Linked DNA regions of Homo sapiens: region 2 is linked to region 1. The links are chromatin contacts, found by Hi-C or POLR2A ChIA-PET in ENCODE. All regions are on one chromosome and are shown on one strand. Each heading gives the region's core, a stretch centred on a gene start or an enhancer-like site at or near the end of the contact. The rest is flanking DNA. Distances are from core to core; before and after follow the strand shown. Region 1 has its middle 19 kb from the start of MYLIP. Region 2 has its middle 19 kb from the start of MIR4639.

Region 1 (5,620 bases), core at 370-2,869:
TAAAATTGTCACACAGTTCCCCGTTATGTCTGAATCAATACCAATCCTTGTGACTAGGGCAGCTGGTCAAATCATATATTCACTGCTCTACAGTATTAGAAATGCATCTGTCTTTGGTGAAGACTAGCCTATCATTCTTGTGCCATTGGATATCACCCCCATGCTTGTTGTCCTGAACAGTGTCCTAATGGAACAGCAAGACTGTGCCCTTCCCCTCCTGACAGATGTCATCCAAACAAACAAAGAAGTTGCCTTCAAAGACCTGGATGTGGCCATTCTCTTGGGCTCTGTGCCAAGAGAGGAAAGATTTACTGAAAATGTAAAAATCATCAAATGGCAGGGTGCAGCCTTGGAGAAATATGACAAGAAGTTCGTTAAGGTTATTGTTATGGGAAACCCAGCCAATATCAACTGCCTGACTGCCTCCAAGTTGGTTCCATCCATCTTCAATGAGAACTTCAGTTGCTTGACTTGTTTGGATCACAACCAAACTCAAGTTCAAATTACTCTTAAACTTGGTGTGACTGCTGACAATGTAAAGAATATTACATATCTGGGGAAACCATTCCTTCACTCAGTATCCAGATGTCAACCAAGCCAAGACGAAATTGCAAGCAAAGGAAGTTGTTTATGAAGCTCTGAAACATGACAGCTGGCCCCAGGGAGAATTCATGGCTGTGCAGCAACATGGTGCTGCTGTCATCGAGGCTCAAAAACCATCCAGGACAATGTCCACTACAAGAGCCATCTCCAACCACCTCAGAGACATCTGGCTTGGAACCCCATAGGGAGAGTCTGTGTCCAGTGGGGTTATCTCTAATAGTGACTCCTATGGTATTCCCAGTCATCGTTCTACTCATTCTCTGTCGTATTCAAGAATAAGACCTGGAAATTTGTTGAAGCTCTCTCCATTAATGATTCCTCATGTAAGAAGATGGATCTTACTGCAAAGGAACTGGCAGGGAAGAAAAAGAAACTGCTTTAGAATTGCTTTCCTCTGTCTGACTATAAATCATTTTGATGTTGCTAAATGCCCTAAAGCTGAAGAATCTAAATGTCGTCTTTGACACTAGTACTAAATAATAATACTGCTATGTGTAAATTACTCGTGAAAAACAACATGTTTTGAAGATTATTTGCTTCTCAGTACAGACTTGTGAGTGACAGTTTATTATCATGCCGTTAATCCTGCATTCTAAATAAAAATATATATTCAAATAAAAAACAATAAAGGCAGTCACAGGTTCCACTCTCTCTGATAGACACTCGTTCCATCTAGATTTTGCTTCTTCTCATTCCCTTCAGAAATAGATCCTAAAATGTATAGAATCCAAGAAATGTGTGAGGTTCCATCCACATCTTCTTACCAGGCCAAGCTACTTTAAAAATATGCACAGTGTTTGTGTGTGCATAAGTAAGATCAAAATTTATCACCATGATTCCAATGTGCAAAAAAATGAAAGATTTTCTTTCATTGACCTTATCTTGCTCTTGTTTTCTAAAATGCTTTATTTTTGTCAACTGAAAAGTAACAAATTTTTTTAACACGCTGTGCAGAGTTAACATGGCAGGCCTGAGATTGCTATCTTTAGAAAGGCCTGCTTGTGAGGTTGGCCCTTGGCTGGTGTCCAGGAATTTGGACTTGGGGAGGGTTCCCACCATTCCCAGAACTGATAAGAAGGACTCACTGTGCCTAAACTGTACAAACAATATGGTTTCTGCCAAACAATCTCTTTCCTTCTGGGCGTCTGGAATTTGGGTATGTGCTGGGCAGCGGTGCCTAGTGACCAGCCCCAAATAAAAACCATAAGTCCTAATCCTCTATTGAGCTTCCCTAGTAAACAACACTTCAGACCTGAGGTCACAACTTATTGCTGGAGGAATTAAGTGTGTCCTGTGTGATTCTGGTGGGAAAGCCTCCTTAGAAGCTTGTGTCTGACTTCCCTGGACTTCGCCCCATGCGTCTTTTCCCTTTGCTGTTTGTGCCTGGCATCCTCCTGCTGTAATAAATCTTAGTCATGGGTATGACTCTATGTTGAGTCCTGTGAGTCCCCCTGGTAAATCCCTGAACCTGGAGGTGGTCTTGGGAGCCCTGGACACATATTAATTATTGAGGTGTCCTATGCACCGAGCACTTTTCTAGGAGCTGAGGATATAGCAGTGAGCAAAACAAAAGTCCCTGCCCCATGGATTTTACATGCCTGGGGGGTGAGAGGGTGGAGGAGGAGAGGAAGGAGACAGCCCATATGAAATAGACAAGTAAATTGTGTAATGTGCCTGACGATGAGAAGTGCTGTGGAGGAAAATAAAGCCGGAAAGGAGGTAGGCAATGCTGGATTTGAGGCCTGCCACTTTAAACAGGGGAGTCATAGAAGGCTTTGAGTTAAGATCAGTAGGAGAAGGGGTAGGAATATCTGGGAACAAGGCTTTCTAAGCAAAGGGAACAGCTGGTGCTACAGGCCCTGAGCTGCAAGCATGTTCAGTTCAGGGACAGCAAGGAGGCCAGTGTGGCTGCAGGGCAGGGAGCCACAGGCCAGAGGGATAGAATATGAGACTCAAGAGTACAGAGGGCTGGATCAGGTGGGCCATTGCCAGCTTTCTGGCTTTTATTCTGAGCGAGGCAGGAAGTCATTAGAGGGCTGTGAGCAGAGAAGTGACATTAAAAGATTTGTTTTTAAAAGTATCACTGTGGCTATTGGTGGAGAATACATTCTAGGGTGGCAAAAGCAGAAATAGGAAGGACAGTCAGGGGATTATTGTAATAACCTGGGACTCATGGGTGAATTAGATATGTGATGGGGGAAAAAGAGGGGAGTCGATAATGATTCCAGGGCTTTGAGCCTGAGCACTTGATGAAGTTGCAGTTTACTTTGGGGAAACTGAGGAAGCAGCAGTCTTGAAGGGGAAGGGGAAGACAGAAATTGGATTTTGGATTTTCATTTTTTTTTTTAAGAGATGGAGTCTCATGCTGTCACCCTGCTGGAGGAGTGCTGTGGCATAATGTTGGTTTATTGCAGCCTCGAACACCACTTGGACTCAAGCAATCCTCCCACCTGAGCCTCCCAAGTATCTGGGACTACATGCACGCACCACCACACCTGGCTAATTTTTGTATTTTTTGTAGAGACAAGGTCTCCTTATGTTGCCCAGGCTGGTCTCGAACTACTGGGCTCCAGCAATCTTCCCGCCTCAGCCTTCCAAAGTGCTAGGATTACAGGCATGAGCCACTGCTCCCAGCATGGAAATTTGGATTTTAGATGTGTTAACTTTGAGATGCTTAACAGTCTAGTAAAACCGTACAGTTGATATTTCTATTTTGTAGATGAGGAAACTGAGGCACAGAGAGGTTAAATGATTTGCTCAGGGCCACACATCTGAGAAGGTTTCACATCCTCAGTCTGGTTCCAGCATGTATTCTCTCAAGCCCTCCACTACACTGGACTTGCAATCTTCTAAGCTAAAATGACTTCCCATGATGCAATAATAGATATACATTAATAACAAATATGTAAATGTTATTCAAATAAGATTAACACAATATAATAAATAACAAATACTTATTTGTAATTATTATTATTATTATTATTATTATTATTATTATTTTGAGACGGAGGTTCACTCCTTGTTGCCCACGCTGGAGTGCAATGGCATGGTCTCGTCTCACTGCAACCTCCGCCTCCTGGGTTCAAGCGATTCTCCTGCCTCAGCCTCCCAAGTAGCTGGGATGACAGGCATGCACCACCATGCCCAGCTAATATTTGTATTTTTAGTAGAGATGGGATTTCTCCATGTTGGTCAGGCTGGTCTCGAACTCTCGACCTCAGGTGATCCGCCTGCGTCAGCCTCCCAAAGTGCTGGGATTACAGGTGTGAGCCACCGTGCCTGGCCAAACTCCTGGTTTTTAAGACAGATAGATAGGTTCATGGATGGATGGGTGGATGGATCGATGGATGGCAGGCAGATATTGATAGAGATAAGCATGTGTGTGGATGAGTCATGAGTAATCCCTGCTGCCCAGTCTTTTCATGACTGAAGGATTTATTATCAAAAATGCTGGAAACATTGTTGACTAACAAGTCTCAGCTGCCAGCCCTTTTTGGAATTGCCTTAGCTAAAGAGAGCCACCTTGCCCGACTTCATGAACCCTTCCTGGGGAGGCTCATATTCAATGACTGATTGACTCAGGGGTATGAAGGCCTGAATCCCTCATCCCAACTCAGAACTCTAAAGGAACATCCAGCATCAGAGCTCCCATGGGGTCAACTGAGGTCTTTGTGGAGACCGCATCACAGCCTATCTTCTCCCTGTGCCCAATCCTGCTTCCTTCCCTTGCATTCCATAGTAGTTCATCCCTAGAGCGCTCCCTAACAAACGTTCTGCTCACTTATTTCTGTCTGCATTCAGTTCTCAGGGAACCCTTCCTGTAAACTGCATGTGTGAGTGCACACACACACACACACACACACACTCACATCCTAGCTCTCTGCTGAAAGGGCCTAGAAGCAATGACACTCCTGTAGCAATGAGTACTCCTAGTGCTCAAATATTAGTTTCTAAACATTATTCCCAATTAGCAGGGTATGGTGGCACATACCTGTTGTCACGGCCACTCAGAGGGCTGAGGTGGTAGAACCACTTGAGCCTGGGAGGTTGAGGCTGCAGTGGGCCGAGTTCACATGGCTGCAGTCCAGCCTGGGCAACAGGGTGAGAGACCCTGTCTCAAAAACAAAACAAAACAACAATTATTCTCCGCTAAAAGGAACAAGGGGTTCTTGGAGAAATGGCTGATTCCAGAGTTGGAAAAGAGAAAATAAAAAATGATCCTGAAACATCTTGAACCAGAAAGTAAAGAAGTGTTCAAAGAAGGATGGGGCCATGTCAAAAGAACACAGGAAATAGCTTGAAGGGTTCTCACTGGCCAAATCTTGTGCAATTTGAGTGTCAAAATAATGACAGTAACAAATTATAGCTCACTGAATAACATAAGAATCCATGAGTCTATACAGTGATAAGTAAATAAATGAATAAATAAACGAATAAATCAATGAGAAGGAAAAGCTCTTCACTGTAGTAGAACACCAGCAAAAAATCTAGAAGAAATGAAGTGATAGTCACCACTCGACAAACCTCATCGTCATGGTTGACTTGGACAAGAATTATCAACGGATGTTAAAAACTACTGGGTGAGAGTTTTGGTGAGGAATGGAATATAATCTATACTACATAATCTCAAAGTATCTCCCCACAAAGTACTTATCAGTTACAAGGGGTGAGGGGAAATGCAGAGGGGAATAATACCCTTACTGCAGGGAAACTGGGTAGACAGCATCTTAACTTAGTGATCAAAGTTAACATCACCCATAATGGAATAAATTTACATCCTGCCTCCTGATATCATGCACTGAGAATACAACATCTCTTTTGTGGTATTCCTGCCAAAAATGTATTACCTCAATCTAATCTGAGGAAACATTAAGAACACCCAATTGAGAGGCATTCTACAAAATAACTGGCCTGTATTTGTCAAAAATATCAAGGTTATCAAGGACCCACTGAGGAACCATTCCAGATTAAAGGCGACTAAAGAGATTTGGCCATGTGTGATCCTGGAGTGGACTCT
Region 2 (5,445 bases), core at 502-3,001, 50 kb after region 1:
TTGCTCATCTCTCCATCACCCCAGAGTGGCTGGCAAAGTGCTTTGCACATGCTTCTTGGATCTGACTGGATTGAAGAGCCGGCCACCTGGGTTTGGCTATGTACATCTCCTCTGCTTTGAACAGAAGATATGGATTTAACTGCCAGTTACACAGCTGTGGGGCTGCAAGCCAGGCAGATGTGATGGGGGCTGAGACTCGTACAGGAAACTCCCAGGTTAACGGGCAGCCCTAATTGCTAAATCTAATTAGGAAGGAAATCAGTTAAATTAAGAATCCTTCATGTAAGAAAACCAAACAAAAAGCTGTTGGGCAAAATTTTTCATTCTTCATTCGCTTTAATCAGCTTCCTTGAAGAAGAAGGCAAGATAGCAGGATTTCAGCAGGAGTGTTTTATTGGGCCAAAAGTCATGCTCCCATGACTACAGAACCCCAAAAAGAAAGAACAACATGGTCTTTGGCCACTAGGATCCTCTTTGACATGTGCTCTGGAGGAAGCTGCTGTGTCACCTTTCCAAAGAGCCTACGGATTATCGCTGTGAAAGCTCAGGCTGTCAGGTTTGAATCGTTGCCAACAGGCTTGCAATGTGAAGGGCTGATCCTCTTAATTGAGCAAAAGCACACCGTCCCCGCCACTGAAGCAAGCGACGCAGAGGCACCGTGCAATTCACCTCTACTGCTGAAGCAGTTACTTGTGTGGTCTTCAGTCGTTTGGTCCGAAAAGACAGATATTTTTCTCAGTATTTGCGACTTTAATGTGTTTGCATCATCATCTTCTGCAGCACCTTAAGTATCACAGAGCTGCTGCTTTATTTTTTTCCTGAGGAACCCATCAGATATATATGAAAACAAAGAGATACGATAATATGAACATCCCTAAGAATTACCATCGATACCAACAGGATTGATATATGTGAAAAACTATATATACATCTATACAGTATATTCAAGGCATATATTCAGGAAGCAGAGTGGTCACTTCAGCATCATCTCCATCAGGATTCTAGGTCAGCTCTTTCACAAACCTTGTGAATTGGGACAAGTCGAATAAGCTCTCTAAACTTTGACTTCCTCAACTGTAAAATAGGAATAAAGATAATACATGTTCAACCCCGTCTCTACTAAAAAATACAAAAAATTAGCCGCGCGTGGTGGCGGGCACCTGTAGTCCCAGCTACTCGGGAGGCTGAGGCAGGAGAGTGGCGTGAACCCGGGAGGCGGAGCTTGCAGTGAGCCGAGATCGCGCCACTGCACTCCAGCCTGGGCGGCAGAGCAAGACTCCGTCTCAAAACAAAACAAAACAAAACAAAACAAAGATAATACCTGTTCATGGTCATTTTTTGAAGATTAAATGAGATAATGCCGTAAAGCACTTAACACTGTGCCCAGAATATAGTAACCACTCCGTCAATGTTGACTGAATACATTAATAGGCTGCCAGGCATCCTCCAACCACTGACCCAGACTGGCTACATTTCTGAGACAATGGGGCTTATTCTCATCCTCAAAACAACTGGGTCCTGAGGCTATGTTTACAGCTGTGCTGGTTGCACCCTGTACAACCCTAAGAAGCATCATTCAAAGTTTATGCCTCAAGGATCTAGATATTGACTATTACAATTTTACAGCATATTATAACAATTTCCCAAGAGATGGAAATAAAGCATCGTGAGGAGTGGGGAGACTTTCTCCACTTTGCACAAAGGCACTCTACAAACAAGCCCTGGCCCTGGGCAGTAAAGACAAGCATTGGCGCCAGCTCCCTGGAAGAAAGCAACTCGAGTTAGATGACTGTTGTTTTAGCCACAGTTGGGCCCTTTCATGGGACTCTAAACACTGTAAGTATTGTGGAACAGGGCTCAAAAGCTGCTCTCGCTGGACGGTCTTTTTGGTTTGGAAAAGTTAGCTAACTGTGTTTGCTGTCCTTCTTATAATTATTATCTTATTTTACTAGATTCTTTGTTATGTCCAAGCAGTCTGTTGTGTTCAAACACAGTGACAGTATCTGTTCATCAGCACCGTCCACCTGCCATAATAATGATCAAAAGGCCACCCAAGCTCCCAGCACACCATCCTGAATCCAGCCAGTCCTGCCTGGAATAAGGCTGTCTGCAAACTCAGCCTTCCTCTTTGGAATAGGGACATGTCCTGAATGTGGACAGAAGACCTGAATACCCCCAGGCTGACTAGCTGAGGGTCAGCAAGAAGGATGGGCAGAATAAAGCAAGGAATGTGAGCCCAGGGGATCGAAAGAAACCATCGGGGCTACCACCACGCAGCAACCAGAGATGGGCGTCTGGAATGGTCACCTGAGCAAGGGGCCCCGGGAGATACAAATAGTCATAAGGACACAGCAGGCCACAGCTCCAGAGTGGGAACCTCTCCCTTCTTCAAACCCTGACAATATGCTGTCCCTAGCTCCCTATATTAGATTTAGGCATTGCCTGCTCACCCTCCTGGAAGTTTGTTCATACAAACGTGTAAGAACAATGACTCTGCCCTCCCTCTTACTTGTTTCTACCACAATAGTAAATCCATGCTGGTTGAGCATAAACCTATCCACTCTCTTCCATCCTGTACATTTCTCTGTCTTCATTGTAGTGGTGGTGGTCACACAACTCTATGAATTTGTCAAAACCCTAGAGCCATATATACCACAAAGAGTGAATATTACTGTGCGCAAATTAAGAGAGGGGGGTTATGGCAGACACTGTTGATTGCCTGCACAACAGCTCTTCTCCCTGACTCTGCTTCTGTTCTCACAAAATCCTGATTTTATTTTATTCAGCCTCCTTTAGGGGAGGCTGAACCTTCCCAGCCTCATAGGGATACATCTTGATTAATCTAAACCAATCGGGAATTCGATTCCTCCTGTCACGTATTGGTTTGGAAATGGCATTTGATAGGATTCTTGCCAATCTAAGGTGTGAAGGTCTGGGCCGGGTGCGATGGCTCACGCCTGTAATCCCAGCACTTTGGGAGGCTGAGGCAGGCAGATCTCTTGAGGCCAGGAGTTTGAGACCAGCCTGGCCAACATGGTGAAACCCCGTCTCTACAAAAAATACAAAAATTAGTCAGGCATGGTAGCGGGTGCCTGAAATCTCAGTTACTCAGGAGGCTGAGGTGGGAGAATTGCTTGAACCCAGGAGGCGGAGGTTGCCTTGAACCGAGATCATGCCACTGCACTCCAGTCTGGGCAACAGAGCGAAACTTAGAAAAAAAAATTAACTTAAAACATTTTTTAAATAAGATGTGAGGGTCTGGAAGCTTCTGCTCAGGTTCTCTTTACAAAGGGGCTTCACCTGGTTCTCTGCTGTCACCCGAGCCGATTATGCACCAGGGCCTGGTGGGGCTCCTGCTCTGCGCCATGGCCTTTGACATCATCATCACACCGGCTGGCAGGGGCTGGTTGCAGGCGAGTGACCACATCCACACATCCTCGCCGGAGTGGAGACGCTCCCACAAGTGTGGCCACCAGGGTCTCATGGGGGGAGACATGGTGAAGAGCGGCTGCTATGCTCCTCTGTGGCTCTATCACCCTCAAGATCTATTCCATCCTCTGCTTCTTTGCCCTCTATGGATCCCAAGCGCTTGTCTTCGTAGGAGTGACTAGAGCCTCTCGCTCTGGTTGCTGTGTTCCGAATCATCCTTCTGGTAATACACCCGTGAAATACACCCAGACCTTCAGCCTTCATGCCAAGCCTGCTGTCACATCTATTACTGGACCTACAGCTTCAGATGGGTGCCCACAATTATCCTGATCGGCTGTGCCTTCTCCTGCTGCTGCCTCCCAAACTGCGAAGATGACCTCCCGGACAACCTCAGACCAAGTACTTACATACATCACCTCAAGTGGGGAATGAGAGAGGAGGAAAATTGCTGGTGGGAAGATGGATTTGGAGGAAGGAACTAGTTGCAATCCATCAGAAGCCATGCTATACGATTAGAGCCCAGTTAAACTTGAGATGAAAATATCAAGCCGTTTTTAATCCTCAGGCTGTTTTCTTCAGGCTGCTTTGAACCTATTTTTTGGCAGTCGATATTACTAAACTAGTCGAAAATGCTAGCACAATTTGGGAGAAAATATTTCTTAAATACTGTTAGAGTTTCATGTTCATTTTTGATTTACGTTTTGTGAAGTTAAACACCACTCATTACCTATATTTGACAATATTTCCTTATATTATCCGTACAATTTATACCACATTTGTAAAAGAATATGAATATGAAACTTACCCCTTTATATAGTAAAAATGAGAAGGCTTTCAAGATTTAATAATCTGATCAAATTTTTGTTTTTACTAGATGGAATGGACTGTCTATTAAGGGCTAAGAAAAGGGAGATATTGGTAAAAATTGTCAGTTACCAAACATTCCAAAAAAATGCAAGAAGATAAACATTTTTGCAAGCCTTCAGATATTTAAAGAAGCAAAATAGTTTCCTACAGGCATAATATTTGTGAGAATTTGTAATTACTATCCTGAATAATTGATTTTTTGCTAAGCTTCACATTAACTTGAGGCATCACCTAGGAACGTATTCTTTCATGGCCAAGGCCTGTGTGGTAGTGAGGCCTCCTTAAGAAGTAAAATGTGAAAATGAAATTTCCTCTTTTGAAGTGGTTTATGGGGTGAGGATGTGGGAAAATGCTATATTAATAAATTCGTACTGTTTTATGTCTATATGTTCAGGCTCAGAGCAGACCAGACTGAAAGATGGACTGGGTCTAATTCATCATGATGATAGATTTGATTAGATTGTGTAGTGAAGCATTAGAAGGGCCATTCCTATCACAAAAAACACCATTCCAACAGCCTAGGAGTAAGAAATGGCTTGACTTTTGTTTTCATCTCAGGTTTAACTAGGCTCTAATTATATAAATACAGCTTCTGATAGATTGCAACTGTAAGCAAAAACCAACATATAGTTAAAAATGTGGTCTTCCTTGGTAAATAGATCCAAAATGTCTAATGTAAAACATGCAGCAGCAGATTTAAGGAATGTGAGTTTCTCTCAATGGCATATATATGATATATCCAGAGGATTTTTATATTGTTTGTACTTATATAATGAAATTCATTTTACTGCCGGGCATGGTGGCTCATGCCTATAATCCCGGCACTTTGGAGGGCCGAGGTGGGAGGATTGCTTGAGTCCAGGAGTTCTAGACCAGCCTGGGTAACACAGTGTGACCTCAACTCTAAAAAAAAAAAAAAAAAAAAGAAATTCATTTTATATATTGAATCATTATTTTGTAAGTTGTGAAATAAGCAATTGCAGTTTTCATTATGATTTTTCCCCAGTAACCAGGTATTCTAATTTTTAAAAAGAGCTAGAGGGCAGGGATTCAGAAAGATGACACGCCCTCTGCTTTTCCGGCTTTTGGCATTGTGTGAGGATGTAATGCATGGAGCTGCTAATGCAAGCTTGTGAAGATGAGGGGTGC

What was found. Hi-C counts contacts between places; a loop is a spot of excess contacts on that map. ChIA-PET counts read pairs that join two places held with the same protein, here RNA polymerase II (POLR2A).
Region 2: a loop to region 1 is called in a map of endothelial cell of hepatic sinusoid, with 4 times the contacts of the local background. The contact joins two enhancer-like sites. A Hi-C loop is called at or near these places in 2 of 168 maps with a recorded cell type or tissue (aorta and endothelial cell of hepatic sinusoid). POLR2A ChIA-PET finds 5 or more read pairs at or near these places in 5 of 52 experiments (CD4-positive, alpha-beta T cell, HEK293T, MCF 10A and 2 more).

What each region holds. Positions count from the first base shown.
Region 1 is chr6:16,107,597-16,113,216 of GRCh38, forward strand. It overlaps the pseudogene MDH1P2. Among named protein-coding and RNA genes, the nearest start is that of MYLIP, 19 kb to the right of the region's middle. Within about 2 kb of position 1,620, at least 7 of the 41 ENCODE cell types and tissues checked have a DNase peak (open chromatin) inside an H3K27ac peak, as active enhancers do.
Region 2 is chr6:16,157,585-16,163,029 of GRCh38, forward strand. It overlaps a transcript of MYLIP not described here and the pseudogene PERPP3. Among named protein-coding and RNA genes, the nearest start is that of MIR4639, 19 kb to the left of the region's middle. Within about 2 kb of position 1,752, at least 2 of the 41 ENCODE cell types and tissues checked have a DNase peak (open chromatin) inside an H3K27ac peak, as active enhancers do.